2 separate regions of the Mus musculus genome follow, and region 1 is linked to region 2. A link is a loop called in an ENCODE intact Hi-C map of the cell type or tissue named here. Cell type or tissue: heart. All regions are shown on one strand. Each heading gives the region's core, and the rest is flanking DNA. Links, peaks and the distances in the headings are about the cores only.

The links. Peaks named below come from ENCODE experiments on the same cell type or tissue, not always from the same donor. Only the 100,000 strongest peaks of a DNase experiment are listed, where the experiment ranks them.
Region 1: a loop joins it to region 2, with 13 times the contacts of the local background. A loop is called at or near these places in 18 of 42 quality-filtered maps.

The regions. Positions count from the first base shown.
Region 1 is chr17:32,679,202-32,682,110 of GRCm38, forward strand. No RefSeq gene overlaps it. Among named protein-coding and RNA genes, the nearest start is that of Cyp4f15, 5.0 kb to the right of the region's middle. In heart, for the core only: a CTCF peak has its summit at 1,408 (motif pointing left); no DNase peak of the experiment used is centred there.
Region 2 is chr17:32,549,755-32,552,663 of GRCm38, forward strand. Cyp4f16 (cytochrome P450, family 4, subfamily f, polypeptide 16) reads left to right here. Exons shown (of 13, transcript NM_024442.2): 10 at 499-632; 11 at 749-813; 12 at 978-1,060; 13 at 1,302-2,044. The coding sequence ends at 1,479. Among named protein-coding and RNA genes, the nearest start is that of Gm41570, 12 kb to the right of the region's middle. In heart, for the core only: a CTCF peak has its summit at 1,555 (motif pointing right); a DNase peak (open chromatin) is centred at 1,507; H3K4me3 peaks cover 870 bases; H3K27ac peaks cover 428 bases.

The sequences.
Region 1 (2,909 bases), core at 299-2,798, 130 kb after region 2:
GGCCAGTTCCTAATACTGCTCCCCTCTGAAACCTCTTAGTCCACACTGCCCTCACCGCTACTTTCTTCTTTGTTCCTTCTATGATGGCCCATTAAGCTTTAAGCTATGTTAAAAGCATTCAACCACTTTTCTAATTCAAAGTCCAAAAGGCTTCCACATTTCTCAAAAAACAAGCATGTTCAGGCGTATCACAGAAATACACCATTTCCTGATACCAACTTCTGTCTTAGCTACTTATCAGTTGTGAAGGGACACCATTACCAAGACAACATAGAAGAGTTTATTGGGATTTATAGTTTCAAAGAGTTAGTCCATGTTCATCTTGGAGGGGAGCATGGAAGCAGGCAGGCATGGCACCAGAGCAATAGCTGAGAGCTTACATTTGATCCACTGATATTCAAGCCACTCCTCCTAGCATTTGTCAACTATTCTGTTCTAATTAGAGAAAGTGCTAGAGTATACAGACTCAGGAAGGTTAACCGAAGTTCGCCTACTCAGCTATGGTGTGTTGGTCAGAGTTTTCTAAAGGAACAGAACTGATAAAATACATATTAATATATATTTGTATGTATACTTAAAGGGGAGTTTATTCAGGTGGTCTGATGGTGGTCTGGGTAGTCCAACAATGGCCATCTATAGTTGCTGCTCAGTTCACGAGGCTGCACGTCTCAGCTGTGTTACTCTAGTCAGAGGTCCTGAAGGGTTGGTCCCTAGAGAACTGCTTCAGGCTCTCTTCAGTCTGCGCTGGAATCCTGGAGAAAAAGGTTTTCAGACCAAAGAAGGAGTACTTAGCCACAAGACAGATGAGCTTGCCAGCACGAGTGAGAGCAAGCAGGCAAAACGCAAAAGCTTCCGTCTTCCGTGACCTTTCACGTGGGATGACAGCAGGAGATGGGGCTCAGACTTAGGATGGGTTCTGACCTCAGGTGACTCAGTCGAGGAAATCCCTCATAGACTGCCCAGCTGCTTGGGTTTAGTTGATTCCATATACAGTCAAGTTGGCAACCAACATTTAGCCATCACATATGGAGAAACTGCTTTGAAGTCGTCCACACTTTTGTGCACAGCCTCTCATTCATGCTCTGTAAGTAAACCCAATAAACTCACTGTTCCTTCGGGTGAGCTTTAGCGGAACTATATTTTGTGTTGTTGTTGCTTTGTAAGTTCATAATTGCTCAAGTTTACACATCCTCGGGCAACAAATAGAGTACCACAATTAAAAAAGAAAAGACCTTCCCTTTTTCTCTCTCACCAGCTAATCTATTCTTTGCAAACCTGCTTCATGCCATAATTGGTATTTGGGATCCTGAATGTCTTACTTCTTGCTCAGGACAAACAAGCTTTAAGATCAAAAAGGACGTAAAATGAACGAGCCTGTGGGTCTGAGAATGGAAGAAGCTCCCTCTGCTGGCCAGTTTGAGAACATCAGGCTCTTAGGTCATTAATTCAAAGTGTGAGAAACTGAATGTTTGATGGTTAAGTCTGTGTGCACTTGTGCAAATGTATTTATAATGTGTGCTGTGTATGTACATGTGGAGGAAAATGTGTAGAGTGTGGAGGAGGTTTTTATGTGTGCTTGCATACTGTGCTGGTTTTTAAGTGTGTGTGTGTGTGTGTGTGTGTGTGTGTGTGTTGCAATCACTGGGGCTTCTCTTACAGCTAGCTCCCTGGCCCTGTTCTTAGACCTAACCTTTTCAGTACAGGCCACAAACCCCAGACAAACATAGCCCTTGGGAGCAATCTTCAGTCCTGAAGGATGGTCACGGGTGGGCAACTATCCCATCTCCAGAGATAATTCTAGGCATGTACATCGTACTGTTTGTCTCCCAGAGACCCACAGCATGTCTTAGCCCAGGTGGACACTGTACAAACTTCAACACATGCCTTTAACGTTCCCTTCCCATCACTCCCACTGTGTTGCTGGTTCCCAGGGGTCCTCTTTTAGCACCTGGTAGTTAAAATATTGCCTAAGGGTCACCTCCAAGGAATAGAATTTGAGCTTCACTTTTTTTTTACAGCCTGCTTCTAAAGAACCTAAAATAGGACAAACATGGTGACTGGCTCATGAATACCCACAGGCATACATTATATCATGCCCTTAGCAATTTGAGGCTCAGAGAAAGTAACTTACTTGCTCAAGGCCACACAGCTGGTGAAAGATCGAAGCCAGCTTTAAAAAAAAAAAAAAACAAAAACAAAAACAAAAAACAAAAAACAAAAAACAAAAAAAACAAAACAAGGTTACTGGATCCCAAGCCAGAACTTCACAGTTTTTTTTTTTTCCAAAAGCCTGCTAAGGTTGGAGGATGCTCAATGAATGGTTATAGCTACCAAGTTCCCTGATGGGTGTGTGAAAGGGACCCAAGAATCCTAGCTAGAAGCCATGTCCTCGTTCTATCCCAAAGGTAAGAATGGAAAGTCCAGGCTTGGTGCTGGCTGCACACTAGGGAGTATTGATTTAATTCCTTGATCAATATTAGGTATCTAATCTCCACATCAGCTCTACTACTTCCTCTGGAGAATATGAGAAAACTTTAGTGCCCTGAGTTGAGGAAAAGTGTCCCATGACACAGCTGGAGCTGACAGGTGCCATCTGTTCCCACACATGATACTGATTCTTGAAAGTCACACATACGGAGTTCTGCTGCGTGTTAAGCATGACATGCAACAGTTCCCTGTAGCTATTCTTTGGCTACTTTGTGAGTTCTTCTTTCTTCCACCACTCTCCACCCCCTTTCACACACCCTATCAAGCCCCTAACACTAGATAAGGGAGAAGAGAGGACAGAGAGGAAAGGATAGGTCAGGGGTTGGGAGACAGATGGTGCCATCCTTAGACTACTTCCTGCTGAATAGGGGTGTGGAGTTCTTAGGGGCAAGTTTGATCTTCTGAGTCAGGATATCTAATTT
Region 2 (2,909 bases), core at 321-2,820:
TGAGTTTTGATGAAATGTCTCCTGTAGCCTAGCTTGGCTATTTAATGTGGAATTTCCACCCTCCATTTTCCTGAGTACCACTACATCCAGCTCATTGCATAAACATTTTTAAGCTTGTGCACAGAAAAATTATCAAGTTTAGGATATTTTTGGAGCTGTAGGCTTTAAGTAGAAATATTTCAGGTTAAGCTTCCCCCTTCCCATGTTTTTGAGATTTCGGGGGAGAGTAGTGTTAATCTTAGATCCAAGGCCCTAGATCTTAGTTGACCCCTGTGGCTTCAAAACTTGGGAAGTAGAATGATAAATACAGGAATTCAAGGTTATTCTTAGTAGTAGACACAAACACACAAAAGAACTGGCAAGCATCCTTGATTCATCTAGAATATAATTTGTTCCATGACTAAGCATGAGAGGCGAGTGGTTAATCCAACCAGAGGCTGATGAGGCTGAGCTTAGACTTTGTTTTGCTCCTGAATAATTGTGCGCTGTGTTCCTTAGGGACGACCTGGCCCAGCTACCCTTCCTGACCATGTGCATCAAGGAGAGTCTGCGGCTACATTCCCCAGTCATAGACCTCCTCCGCCGCTGCACCCGGGACATTGTGCTACCTGATGGCCGGGTCATCCCTAAAGGTGTCCTGAAAGTCAAGGGCGAAGGGAGGAGCAGATGGGAAGCATCTGAGTAGGGTGACGGTCCCTAGGGGCAGCTTGGACCTGGCTAGTACTGACTGGATCCTCCTACCCAACAGGGAACATCTGTGTCATCAGCATCTTTGGTATTCATCACAATCCATCAGTCTGGCCAGACCCTGAGGTGGGGGCTCCTCCAGGCATTGCTGGGAGGGACATGGGAAGGGGATGTAGCCCCAACCTGGAAACAAGAAGCTGTCACCCCTGTCTTCATGTCTACTTTTTGGGGGGCTGGCTGGGTATGGGCAAAGAAGCAAACTAGAAGCCTCATCTTGCCCCTCCCCTCAGGTCTATGACCCCTTCCGCTTTGACCCAGAAAACCCACAGAAGAGGTCCCCTCTGGCTTTTATTCCCTTTTCTGCCGGGCCCAGGTGAGACCAGATGGCTTGTGGTGATGGGTAGATTCTGGGGCTGACAGTGGGAATAGGGTGGAGCTGGGATGGTTGGGTTCTAGTTCTCCTTACCACCCTCTGCTCAGAGTATGCACAAAAGTCTGCAGAACCCAGGGTTGGAAGTTGAAGGGCTGACCAGGTGCGGCCAGGACTGGATCAGGTTGGGTCCAGGAGCTCCTGTCTAGGCACTGCACAGAGTCCCCATCCTGCCCCTCTGCAGGAACTGCATAGGACAGACTTTCGCCATGAGCGAGATGAAGGTGGCACTGGCGCTGACTCTGCTGCGCTTCCGCATCCTGCCTGATGACAAGGAGCCGCGCCGGAAGCCAGAGATAATCCTGCGGGCGGAGGGCGGGTTGTGGCTGCGGGTGGAGCCTCTGAGCAAGGGCGCTCAGTGACCAGGTCTACTACTGTCTCAGTCACTTTCCTTTGCCAATCCCAGAATAAGCGGAGTTTCACCCAGAGCCATCAGAGGGCGCTGCAGGATAACAGAGACTGTCTGGAAGCCTGGCTGAGAAAAGTCTGGGGCTGCTTTCTGAGTCCAAGGGCCTTTCTGGGTAGCCCACAGGGCCTGCAGACTGATGAAGAGTTGCATGCACCCCAGCTCAAGAACGGCCTTTATTCTTTTAGCGATAGGGAGGCACCATAGATGTTTGAGCAGGAGAGTTACAAGGTTTACTGGCATGTAACCTCCCACAAGTCTGAAGCAGGCTGAGCCAGACCTTGACTTTGCTGACACTAAGGAGATTACCTAGGGTGTAGCCTTCCTCCCTAGATTACTCTAGTGTTCAGCCATTTTCCCTGTTCCTCTTCAAGATACTGCTACGGTGCTGAGAGGCCCCAGAGCTATTCAGGAGACTATGCCTGCAGCTGGCTCCAGGCTCCAAATTGAATTGGTGGGAATGGGCTTCCCCTCCTTTTTATAAGCGCATTCTCCATTAAACATTTGAACCTTGAACAGACTAGCATGTCTTGGTTCCATTATTTCTCAACTTGCCTAGGTTCCCTCTTTTCTTTCAGCTCCCGGTTGCCTCCCAGGCTCGAACCTGGACATGTGAGCCGCTGGCTGGCTTGCAACAATTTAGTGTACCAACGCAGGACCTGGGAATTGCAGAAGACATTGGAGGAAACACTGCTGGCATTGAGCTCTGCAGATAGGATATTTGTACTGGGGCCCGTTGCTAAGGGTGCTGTACTGTCCAAGCTGGAACAGCGTGCTGACATGCTTGCTGGATTCGCTTAGGTTCAGCAGTGATATCAGGATCTAGGAAAGCAGCAGGCAGTCAGCCGCAGCTTTCAGAAGCTGCTTTGTAGGCGAGAGAAATAAAAGGGTGTAAATCAATGGAACAGGTGGATGGCCGCAGTTGGAAACTACATCAGGCGGGAGGAAAGTGGATTTTGAACTCTCCCAGAGACAGAGAGAATTTGGGGGATGCCCTGCTTTATTCTCTCTAGCTCTACAGCAGTTCTCTGCCCTCTTTGTGTTGTCTAATGTCTGGTGCACCGGTCTGTTTACGTGTTGATTCATGTGTGTTTCGTTTTGTTGTGTGAATGACTGAATGTTCTGTGTTTCATGTTGGAAAATAAAGATGGCTAAAACTTTATCTGCTCGTTTAGCAAGAGAGTGGCCATACACTTTAGCCAGGATCAGGCACAATAGGAGGGCTCCTGCTGGAAAAACTATTTTTTTGAGAAAGGGAGTCTGCAGCCTCTTGGTTTTGGGGCGAAAAAGCTGATGGATATTTTTTTTTCCTAAGAAAATTCTCTGCAATTGTGGTTATTGCATTTAGCTAATGACAAAGTGCTTTTTATTTTATAATTATAGCTA